Linked DNA regions of Mus musculus: regions 2 and 3 are each linked to region 1. A link is a contact called in ENCODE Hi-C or POLR2A ChIA-PET data. All regions are on one chromosome and are shown on one strand. Each heading gives the region's core, a stretch centred on a gene start or an enhancer-like site at or near the end of the contact. The rest is flanking DNA. Distances are from core to core; before and after follow the strand shown.

Region 1 (3,493 bases), core at 687-3,186:
TGTGGTAAGGTTCTCTCAGAGAGCCCAGGTTGGCCTTGAATTCAAGATCCTCTTGCCTCAACCTCGAATCTGCTGGGACTGTGGCAGTATGCTGTCATGCCTGGCTATCCATCACCCTTAATGACAGTCACTAGGATTTCCTCTGGTGCACACCATCCTTACACTTCAGATGGAAAGCCCTTGCTCTGCTCTAGCCCAAACTCTCAGCTCCACCTGCCTCTGCATGCATTTTCCAGATTCTCCCTCCCTTAGGGAAAAGGCTGTGTCGACCTTTGCACCCTTTAGCCATCAGCATCCTTCATCAGTCTAATCCCTGAGGCTCAACAGAGGCGATGGGGTGGGTAGGTATGTGGTTTTGTGTGTGTGTGTGTGTGTGTGTGTGTGTGTGTGTTTGTGTGTGTGCATGCGTGCTGAAGCTGCCCACACTTTGGCAGGCAGGGGTGAGGCTTGCATTCTGGCCCCACCCCTGGACAGCTGTGAGATCGTCCTTTGTATGCGACTGAGACTTAAAAGCAACAAGGCTTGGGAGGAGAGATGAGGTGCAGGTATTAAGAACCTGGACAGCATTTAACACAGCAGAATCAAAGCTAGCGTCTTCTGAGTTAGGAACATTCCTAACTTGTGCTCAAGAGGGGCTTGTCCAGGGCCTCCCTCTATACAAATCCACATACTTCCCGGGGAATCTCTTACACCCCCATACATGTGTATAGAACCCACAGACGTTTTCTAGAATGGGACTCTCAGCTCCCTTTTGGTCATCTTGCAGCCGTTTGTTTCCCACGATCTCCTCCTCCTCGGACTCGTCAGGATTCCTCATTACCTTACTCCTCTCTTAATGTCTCTTTCTTCAAAATTCTACGGATTTCATTTCCTGAAGTTTGCCGGTCCCACCTCCAGAGAGTTTAGCTCACTGGAGCAACCCAATGTTTGCACTTGCACACACACGCACGCACACGCACACACACACATCAACTCTAGAATATACCCTCACCACAAGACAAACACGCAGCCCTGCTGAGGCTAATAATGGCTGACCCAAGGCCTAATTGTCAGTGCCAAGGGTCCTTGTAAAACCCAACACCACCATCACCAAAGGATGGCTTCGCATCAGGCCCTACTGCTTCCAGGACACTTGGCACCTCAGAGCCATCTCAGACCTTTACCACCAGACACTGAGACATGTGATTACTAACCCAGTTGGCTCAGACCCCCCAGTTGGTTCTCCAGAGGAACCTAAGCCCCAGCCTCTCTGGATACTGCTCTACTCAGAAAGCAATTTTTTGGCCCCCTCATCTTTGGGGGCGGAGCTTCAACCCTCTCCAGAAGCCACACTCCCGCCACACCCCCTGAGGCTGCCCTTTTTTTTTTTTTCTTCCTCTCCAGGGGTTTTGATCATTTGCGTTCACCTGAGGGTGCAACGTCCCTCCCCCAACATGGAACGACTGCGTCCCCCACACCTTCAAGCGTCTCTGTCCACCCTTTCCAAGCTGGCTGCAATTTATGAAGAGCTGCCACTGTCTCTCGAGCCCCGCCCTCCTCCGCCGGCCTGTGTTTCCCGCCACCTCCGAACCTGCCTTATTCCCCCCACTCCCACCCCTCGCCAGTCCCCAGCCCGCTGCCCATCCTCCTCCCCAGGGCATCCCTTTGTCCGGTGCGACCACCCAGGGAGAGGCTAGTTCTTCGCCCGCTAGCACGACTAGAGCCGACCAAGCCTCACCCGCCAGCAGCCTGTCCCCAACACACTCCAGACCCGTAACCGGGAGGAGTATGAGCTCGGAAGTCGCCCGCGGCCAGACATAGTCCCCGAAAGCGTCCATGACGTTCCTGGAGCTGCTGTGGCTGCCACGGACAAGAAGAGAGCTGCGTTCTCGCGAGAACCAGCCGTCTGGAGAGCCGCGCTGCAGAGCTCCGAAGCCCTTAGCTACAGGTAGCAAAGCCCTGGCGCTGGGCTGCGGACGTCCAATGACGACCCTGTCCCCCACGCGATCCCGCTCCTGATTGGCCGGATCAGAGTCACCCCCCCACACACACACACATGAGACTAGCCGGGAGGGGCGGTGGGCCTCCCCTCCCCCAAGCGGGCGCTTAGCTCGCCGGCCCCTGGCTGGAAGCCCTGTAGTTTTATTTAACGGAGCAGCATGGAGGCTGTACACCAATAAATAACGTGAATGTAGGAACTGCGCCTTTGATCGCGGCTGCAGGCAGGGAGGGCTAGGGCAAGAGGTCGGCCAGAACTTCAGTCTGCAGTAGGACAGAGGACCTGCAGGGTCTTTGACGTTGGGCAGCGGGTGATTCGCATCAGGGCCTTGCGTCAGAGCTCCACACGGGCATCACTGTAGGCTCGGTCCAAGGCCCACTCGGGTTGTGAGTCCATGCCACCTTCCCGAGCCAGACGAGCCATCTCCTGCTGGAACAAGGCTTGCCGTGCCCGGCTAGGGTCCACATTGATCCAGTTGTTAGCGATCCACTTGGTGCCGCGGGTGACCAGGCAGCCCCCATGCAACGAGTAGTCGTCCACTTCACCCACCCAGCCTGGGGTAAGAAGGTGACATGAACAAAGGACAAGTTAGGGAGGGGAAAACCCTAGATTGGCTCAGCCTGAGCTGTGCACACATCTAATCCCCATGGAAGGACTTGGCGTCTCACCCACTAAGGCATGGTCAACATACTGGCCCTTAAAATTAACCAAGCTTCCTTGCTTCTGAGCTTGGCTATAGCTCTTCCCAGCCTGGGTTGTGGAGAGAAGTTTCCCTGCCCCAGACAGCAGGAAGGCTGGTGCGCAAGGACGGTGGGCGGAGATAACCGAAGATACTGTACTAGTGCTACTGTGCTTTGAAATCCCTGGCTATGGAAGACAGGAACAGTCCTCCAGGAGAGCAGGAGGGAGAGATGAGTTCCCTCAGAGAAGCCCAAGACCTGGCCATGAGTAAAGCCCTCACCTTGCCCATCAGGAAGGTAGTTGTACCAAAAGACTGCAGTTCCTTGCTGGGGCTTGACACGAAGGTTGCCCTTGTCACAGTGCCTTCGAGTGTCCCGGAGATCGACATCATCCTGAATCAGACTCTGTAGGCAACAAGGTGAGGCTGTTTGTGGACTGCCTGCCATTGCAGGACCAGGCAGCCAAGGTTGGCTGGAGGGAAAACAGGCAGATGTGCCCTCGTCCCAGCTCTGGAAGGGTGTGTACACACTTGCCCAAGGCCCTACCAGCCCAAGAGTAATAACAGCTCACTGGCCCTTACCATTTCATCATAGGTCCTGTTGTCTGCCACAGGGAAGACGGTCTCACCCCCACCGGTGACATTGTTCAAATAAAACAGCACTGTCATGTAGCTGTAAGGCAGGGGGAGGCTGCTGAGTAGATCCCCAACATTCCCACTTGTGGGCAGGATACCCAGGGCCCACAGGGTCAGGCTAGGATAGCTAAGACATCTCCAGCCCTCTTCCCCACAGAGTCACTCTCCTTGTGTGGCCAAGATCGCAGGTGCACTTAGGT
Region 2 (3,493 bases), core at 404-2,903, 480 kb after region 1:
GATGTGAATACCTCCATATTCCCTGTTGGTTCCTGTTTCACTGGCTGTTTTAGCTTTGTGTTGATTGGTGTTTCTGAGCATTCAGACTCCGCACCCTCATTTCTAATAAATGCAACATTGGACCCGCTTCCCCTTTCTTCAGCGCCTAGGCAGCTGGCCTTGGCTCTACACCAAAAACTATTTCTGTCTACTTCTTGAACTTGTTTCTTCCCTCTGTTAATTAGCCTAACAGGTTTGATTGTCCTGCTAAGAGAGCAGGAGAGAGGGACTGTACCTCATCCCTAGGGCCTGAGCATGGCCAGAGGCCCAGGCTGAGAAGCAGAGGCGGCAAGCAGTCAGTGCTATGGAAGTCTTTATTCATCATATTTCCCCTCTTGACTTACTGCCCAGGTGAGGCCAGGAAGAGTCCATACAGAGTGGCTATTGCCAAGGTCAGGAGGGTCAGCAGGCTCAGTGGGGCCAGCAGCCCCTCCTGTGATGGGGCTTCTGGGACCTTCTCTGGAGGAGGACTCTTAGGTCGCCTGCTCCTGCCATTGCTGGGACTTCCATTGGCTGTGGCCAGGGGTGTAGTAGCTGTGGCAGCATGTGGCCTTAGGTTGGTTGTTCCAGTGGTAGCCGGAGTGCCGTACATGGGCTTGACGGTGCTAAAGGGCCGGGCATGTTCGTCCACCCACTGCAGTAGGGCCTGTGGCTTCCACTGACAGATGCTGAGCAGGGTTAGAACATCACCTTCAGCAGTATGTGAGTCTGTCGGTGCTTGCCAGTACAGGCGGGTGTAGATGCTGCCCAGGCTGTAGCTTTTCCTCGAACCATTCCCTGAGGGGCTGCTAGCTTGTTCCAAGGCCTTTAGGGCAGCGATGCTGTCCACACAGAAGGTACCATCTAGGGGACTGGGAGTGCTCAGCCTAGCAAGCTCTGTCTGGAGCAGAGGAAAGTCATAGCGGTCACCGTTGTGTGCCACAAGGCAGCAAGGCTGTGGCTGGCGCTGCAGGAAGGCTCGGAGCAGGATGGCCAGGTTGTCATCGAAGCGTTGACGCCCCTGTACTTCCAGCTCAGCTTTGCTCAGACCTGTGATCTCACTGGCCCCAGGGCTACAGGCTTTCCCTGGAGCAATGCACAGAGAGAGCTTGTCCACCACACGGGGCGGTCTGGGCACTGGAGGTGGATGTCCCTGAGAAATGGAAGTGTTCTCCAGAGCACGTCTGTGGACAGCCAGCAGGCACAGCTCTGTGACTTCGGGCCGAGACGAAGGCAGGCCAGTGGCTTCCAGGTCTAAGAAGATGAGGGTCTGCATGTGACCATGGGGCAGGGTCTGTGAGCCCATGCTGAACCTGGGGAGGAGATGGGGTAATGAGTAGCAGCAGGAAGGTCTCAAGTGGGCTGAGGTGGGGTGCAGAAAGGCAGCTCAGCCCTTCCCTTCAGCAGGTACTATCCAGGGCCACTAGAAGCTGGAGGGCAGGGTTGTTCTAGTGGGATGGATCCACTACTTATTTGCCTTTTGAGGGAGGCCCTTCCCCTAGTGCTGACTACCTTCAGGGTGAGGGAACCCTATTCTCTTCTGCCTTACCCCATACCCTTACTCCACACTTACCGAGAAGCAGGCAGCAAGGCACTCCGCTGGGTCTGCTGCTGGCAGCAGTGTGGCTGAGGAAGTAAAACTGCCTGGGTCCACCCATAGGCCTGCCTCCTGAACAGGGCCCGCCCTGCTGTTAGCCTGCCAGGCCTGGCCCTCGTGCTGACGCTCCTCCCTCCCTCCCCAAGCACCCCAAAGGCCTTCCTAGATCCATATCTGTGATCCTGCTGGCTGGTAAAATGGACTACTGCCCCAACACTGACAACTCAAACTGGGTTGTCTCTAGGATTCAAATGTGCCCGTGAGCCTCTGCCTTTTCTTGTCTTTCCCCCAGTCCTTGATCCAGGCCTTCCTAAAAAGGGCTGCCTCCTTGGCCACAAACGTACCCCTGCCCCCACCACGGCCCCCGCCCAAAGCTATGACTCAGGGTAATTCCCGAAGAGGGGCAGGGTTTTTCCTCAGGGCAGATCAGTTACCATGGGGGCCATCTCAACTCCAGCAGGAGTCATCTCATCAATTCTTGGTCTGCCCTGTCCCTCCCTCTCAGCCACACAAATCGGACTCAGGAAACAAAGCTTGTGTTCTCAGCAGGAAGTGCAGTTTTAATCAGTGGATATGGCAAAGACGGCGGTGGGAGCTGGCGCCACCTTGTGGCTGGATGCTCAGGCCCTCAGTTACAGTCCATCTCAGAGTCTTCCAAATCAGTCTCCGCAGCACAGAGGTCATCCAGGGCAGCCTCTGAGCCAAAAGGAAGAGGGGTCTGAGGTTAACTCGACAGCGTGGGGGCTTGGAGGCCCCCATGCTCCCTAGCGTCACAGGAACCAACCAGTCCCTTCTATGCACAGGCTTTGCTCCCTCAGCGACTGTGAGCAAAAGTGACACAAAGGCAATTCGGACAGATCTTTGTGGAAAACCATGGCTCAGCGAGGCCAATTCAATAGACACCATCAAATGGGAACCTGTCATACTCAAAGACCCAGAGCAGGAAGGTAATACCCATGTGCCAGGAATGGCTCTGGAGGCAAGGGGAGACTCATGGAAAGGAGTCTGACAGAGGCACACGAAGGCTAGGACAGTGTCGTGCTAGCTTACCTTCACAGTCAGTCACATCAGGAAGGGCTCGAATCAGCATGCTGACCCCTGGCATCACCTGGTCGTACTGATGCAGGACCTCGACACAGTGCACAGTGAAGAGCTTGTCCTTCTGAGATAGGCTATGCAGCAGCAGCACAGTGTCCCGCAGACAGCGTATCGTCTGCTTCTGCTGGTGGGTCCTTGGACCTCCTGCCCGCCGCACCGTCAGCCATTGCCTGTGCAACATCACAGTGAGCGCTCTGACTGCCTAGGGTGAGAGGGCACAGCCTGAGGTCCAGAGACTTACTCACCTCACCACTTCAAGATCAACAGGATTGCTCTTAACTAACTGAGCATCCATGATGCTGGTCTCTGGCCACTCACCTCTACATTGCAGTGACAGTCAGAACCAATGCCAGCGGGGGCAGGGCTCTGTACACTCAGCTTGGCCAAGAGCCATACTACCTGGAACAAGAAGAGATAGTACCCATCCCATGTAGAACAGACGGTTGTCACAGGGCTTTGGCGGGCATTTCTAAGGTGCTCTAGCTACGTCTACAACTGCTTGCCTGCACAAGTGGGGTACAAGTAGTGGTAGTCTCAGGCTTTCAGACTTGAATCTCACCAACAGCTTACTGCTTCCAGGACCAGGATCGGGGCCCCCAAAGCCCAGGCAGCTCTGCTGAGCACCACTATAACCCAGGATGTGCTTGTATTGAATCCCTGTGAGGAACCCCTACATTTTACCCGTTGCTGTTTGACAAACTGGCAAAAAAGGAATTGTAGCTCCCACTTTCCCACAAGGGAAGGAGACTCTGGGCTCTCGGGGGGTGGGAGTGAAGGGTG
Region 3 (3,493 bases), core at 488-2,987, 270 kb before region 1:
ACCTTATGGTGCTTAGCTAAGACAGTGGTCACCTTCCTAATCCATGTATTGCTTTCACTCTTGAAGCCCTTTGTCGACTTGCCATAAGAAGAAGCTTATAAAGGCAAATTAGATCAGGCAACTGTCCTGCTGAATCAGCCCCTCAACTGTTCCTTCTGCCCTTGTGCTCCAAGTTCACCATCACAGCCTGATCTAGTCTCCTAAAGTTACATTTCCCCTTGCTACTGGGTCTTGTTTTATCTATTTCTTTTTCTTTTCTTTTCTTTTTTTTTTTTTTTTTTGGTGTTTTGAGACAGGGTTTCTCTGTGAAGCCCTGGCTGTCCTGGAACACACTCTGTAGACCAGGCTAGCCTCGAACTCAGAAATCCACCTGCCTCTGCCTCCCAAGTGCTCAGATTAAAGGTGTGCGCCACCACTGCCTGGCAGAGTCTGAGTTGTCCTTGTTTTCTGGTGTACTGTGACCTCTGCCGTGTGGTAGAAGCTCAGAGATTAGCTGAATGAAATGTCCTGATAAGTAAGCTGTTGTTTTTAGAGATTAGGAGGTTGACTTGATGAGGTCGTATGCTAAGAATAGAGACTGTTAGGCTGGGGGTTATAGCTCCAGTGGTACAGTACTTGCCTAGAATAGATGTTCTTGCCTTCCTAAAGAAAGACTTCCCAACCAAGGGATTTGTTTTCAATAGACCTGGCACATCACCTTTCTGAAATTAAGGTAACACCACCATCCATCCCCACTGAACATGCTGATGAGAGGCTCTAAAGCCACTGGGAACCCCCAACTGGAATCCTGAGCTCTACCATTAGCCTTGAAGGATTCTTGCACAGCCACTAAGCTGGTGCACTCACATGCTGAGAGTTCTCTGCCTGTCAAGCATGGGGTTGGGATAGACAGAGATTTACTCACCATGAAGAGAAATGTGTGGAGCCATCAGGTGTGGATCCATTCTGGCCACCCAGACCTGGAGGCAGGAACACACCCATAGCTGCAGGAGGCTGAGGGTGGGGATCTGAGCAGGCAATAGCCCAGGTCAGGTCAGGGGCCACTGGTATAGTTTAATAGAGATTGAGGCTGGGATACTAGGGACTAGTGGTATTGTCCAGGAAGGGTTTTGAGAAACAGTTAACAACGTGATGATGGGCATGAGGGGCTTGTGGTGTAAAATGGTACGGGGTTGTAAGTCTGGGTACAGTGAGGCTCCTGGAGGACCAGTGGTAGTCTATGTGGACACAGGAGAACCCAATGGTACAGTATGGTGGTGGTAGGGACAGCCGGGCCAAGGAGGTTCGTAGGGAGCCTCACCTGGACGGTGATACAACCCGGTCACTGTGTTCCCGTAGAACCCCCAGGCCAGCTGGATGCCCAGGAGACTTAACACCAACCACAGCAGGAGCAGCTTGAAGAGAGTCACTCGCATGTCTTGTGTCTCCCACTCCCGCAGAAAGTCGCTGCCCAGGGTGCCCAGCGCTCCGAGCACCGTGGCGGGCAAAGCTTGCAGAAACTGCCCGGCCCAAGGCTCCGCCATGACTGGCCAGCGCCCCACCGGGAGTACTGTCACCGTAGTTCTTACTGCGCAAGCGTATGGTCTTCCGGGGTTAGGCCTGTCAGTGCGCACGCGTAATACAAGGCAAGGAAGATCTACTTCGCTTGCGCGAAGTGTTGGCAGTTTGGGGAGGGGTTTTTAAAACCGCGCAGGCGCACCCAGCCCCACCCTGCTTGCTTAAAGGATGAGTGATTCGGTGAGGATAAAATAGCAACTCGCTCTTTTATAGCCCCGGTGTTCCCGTCATGCTCCACGCGTCTGCCATGATTGGTTAAGCGTCTAGCTCTCAGGGCGTGGATGCGTTCTTGAGCAATCGTGGCTGAACTGAGAGTGTGCGCGCGTGCGCGGGGCCGCGACTGGCGCCAGCTCGAGCCCGCAGGGCGCTCGGGGCCGCGCACGTCGCTCCCCGCCCTCCCGCCACCGCCCGCCCTCGTTCGCTCGCGCTCCCCGCCCGCCGCCCGCGGTCCTCCGTCGGTTCTCTCCATAGCCCGCCGTCTCCCACGGAGCTGCCCGTCCTTGGCTCGGAGCTCGCGGACTCGCGGACAAGCGTCCTCAGCGCGAAGAGGCCGGACTCGGAGTCCTCGCCTTGAGGTGAGCAGGAGCATTTCCCTCCAGCCGCCTCGGCTCCGGGCCCGGCTGGTCGGCTGATCGGCAAGCACTTTTCCGGCCTCCGGCCCGTCGCCTGCCCGCGGTCGCGCCCCACCTGCTGCTCTCGGCCCGCAGCCCCTCGCCCCGGCCCCTGACCTGGGGCCCCGCGCCCGAGGCGGCGGCCCCGCCCGCGCAGTCCCCGGAAGCGCGCCCCGCCGCCTCCAGTCCCCCTTCCCCCGCCCGGCCGGGCCTGGTGGAGCCCTAGCCGCCCGCCCTCCTCGTCGCTTCCTCTCAGGGTTGCGCCGGGCTGGGCGGGGGCTCCCGGCCGGTCCGCGACCGCGCTGGGGTAGCCTGCCACTGCGAAGCGCGTGTGGCTGTCGGGAGTTGGACTAGGCAAGAAACTCTTTTACAACTCCATTTTGCCTTTTGCATTGAACGTGGATTATTAATCCCGTTCTATACCGGGTGAAGACAGTGAGGGTTTGGGTGGATTTTCTGTTTTGAGTGCCGTATTATTGGAGATTGTGTAAGTAAAAGATTGTTTTGAAATCTTAGCGGTTATGACTCTATGGGGGAAGGTATTTTCCAGTCGAAAAAACACATAATAATTTGGCGAGGTTGCATCAAAATAGATGCATTTCTGCTTAAAGTTATTACTTCAATTAAGAATCACTGATGGGTTCCCCTTTTCAGGTCGGTTTCGTAAAATTGCATTTTTTGCAGGCAAGTTGATTTAAAAAAAAAAAAGTTCATGTTTAGTAGCTGATAGTGGAAAATTTGACACCATTTTTTTTCTTTTTTGCCCCAGAATTGGTTCTACTTGTATTTTCTAATAGTCATCACTAAATTTTGACCTATTAGTTATTTATTTGGTTTTGTCTTCTGGTATATTTTGAAATAAGTGCTTTTTGCATGTTATATATAACATTATATATGTATAATATGTAGTACACGTATAATGTACATCCCCCATGCCAGTCTGAAAGGGGAAAACTTATATTTTAGGATGCGGTATGTGGTGAGAATTTTTAGCCACTTAGTGTCACGTGCCCAAATGTGTATGTACCATGTGGAATGTTTTTTTCACCTTTCATTGGCTAGTTTGAGCATTTGACTCACGTATTATTAAACTAAGAAAACAAGATCAGGTCTTAATATTGAAGACTCTGAGATGTTGTTTGGAGTATTTCTCCGGAGCAGTGACGTTTCTTAGGGACATAAAATATATGGAGCTTGTTTTTTTCCTATTTTATTTTCCTCTTTGGTGTTGGCTTGGGACACAGTGAACAGGTGCTGTATCTCTGAGCTGCATTTCAGCCTTACAACTTGGGATCAAACTCTAGTGCTCAACTTACATAGCTTCT

The links. Hi-C counts contacts between places; a loop is a spot of excess contacts on that map. ChIA-PET counts read pairs that join two places held with the same protein, here RNA polymerase II (POLR2A).
Region 2: a loop to region 1 is called in a map of regulatory T cell, with 5 times the contacts of the local background. The contact joins the promoter of Trex1 here to the promoter of Wdr6 in region 1. A Hi-C loop is called at or near these places in 3 of 37 maps with a recorded cell type or tissue (T-helper 17 cell, T-helper 2 cell and regulatory T cell).
Region 3: POLR2A ChIA-PET joins it to region 1 with 10 read pairs in embryonic stem cell. The contact joins the promoter of Tcta here to the promoter of Wdr6 in region 1. POLR2A ChIA-PET finds 5 or more read pairs at or near these places in 3 of 5 experiments (Patski and embryonic stem cell).

Annotation. Positions count from the first base shown.
Region 1 is chr9:108,576,777-108,580,269 of GRCm38, forward strand. It overlaps Wdr6 (WD repeat domain 6), which reads right to left and starts at 1,937. Exons shown (of 6, transcript NM_031392.3): 1 at 1,718-1,937. The coding sequence starts at 1,817. P4htm (prolyl 4-hydroxylase, transmembrane (endoplasmic reticulum)) reads right to left here. Exons shown (of 9, transcript NM_028944.4): 7 at 3,240-3,330; 8 at 2,940-3,063; 9 at 2,086-2,532. The coding sequence ends at 2,312.
Region 2 is chr9:109,057,598-109,061,090 of GRCm38, forward strand. It overlaps Trex1 (three prime repair exonuclease 1), which reads right to left and starts at 1,654. Exons shown (of 2, transcript NM_001012236.1): 1 at 1,592-1,654; 2 at 335-1,331. The coding sequence starts at 1,324. The coding sequence ends at 380. Atrip (ATR interacting protein) reads right to left here. Exons shown (of 13, transcript NM_172774.3): 11 at 3,032-3,112; 12 at 2,666-2,915; 13 at 2,150-2,311. The coding sequence ends at 2,244. It overlaps Atrip-trex1 (Atrip-Trex1 readthrough), which reads right to left. Exons shown (of 14, transcript NR_153412.1): 11 at 3,032-3,112; 12 at 2,666-2,915; 13 at 1,592-2,311; 14 at 336-1,331. It overlaps Shisa5 (shisa family member 5), which reads left to right. Exons shown (of 6, transcript NM_025858.3): 6 at 1-195.
Region 3 is chr9:108,304,422-108,307,914 of GRCm38, forward strand. It overlaps Tcta (T cell leukemia translocation altered gene), which reads right to left and starts at 1,738. Exons shown (of 3, transcript NM_001311156.1): 1 at 1,301-1,738; 2 at 905-959. The coding sequence starts at 1,523. It overlaps Rhoa (ras homolog family member A), which reads left to right and starts at 1,739. Exons shown (of 6, transcript NM_016802.5): 1 at 1,739-2,132.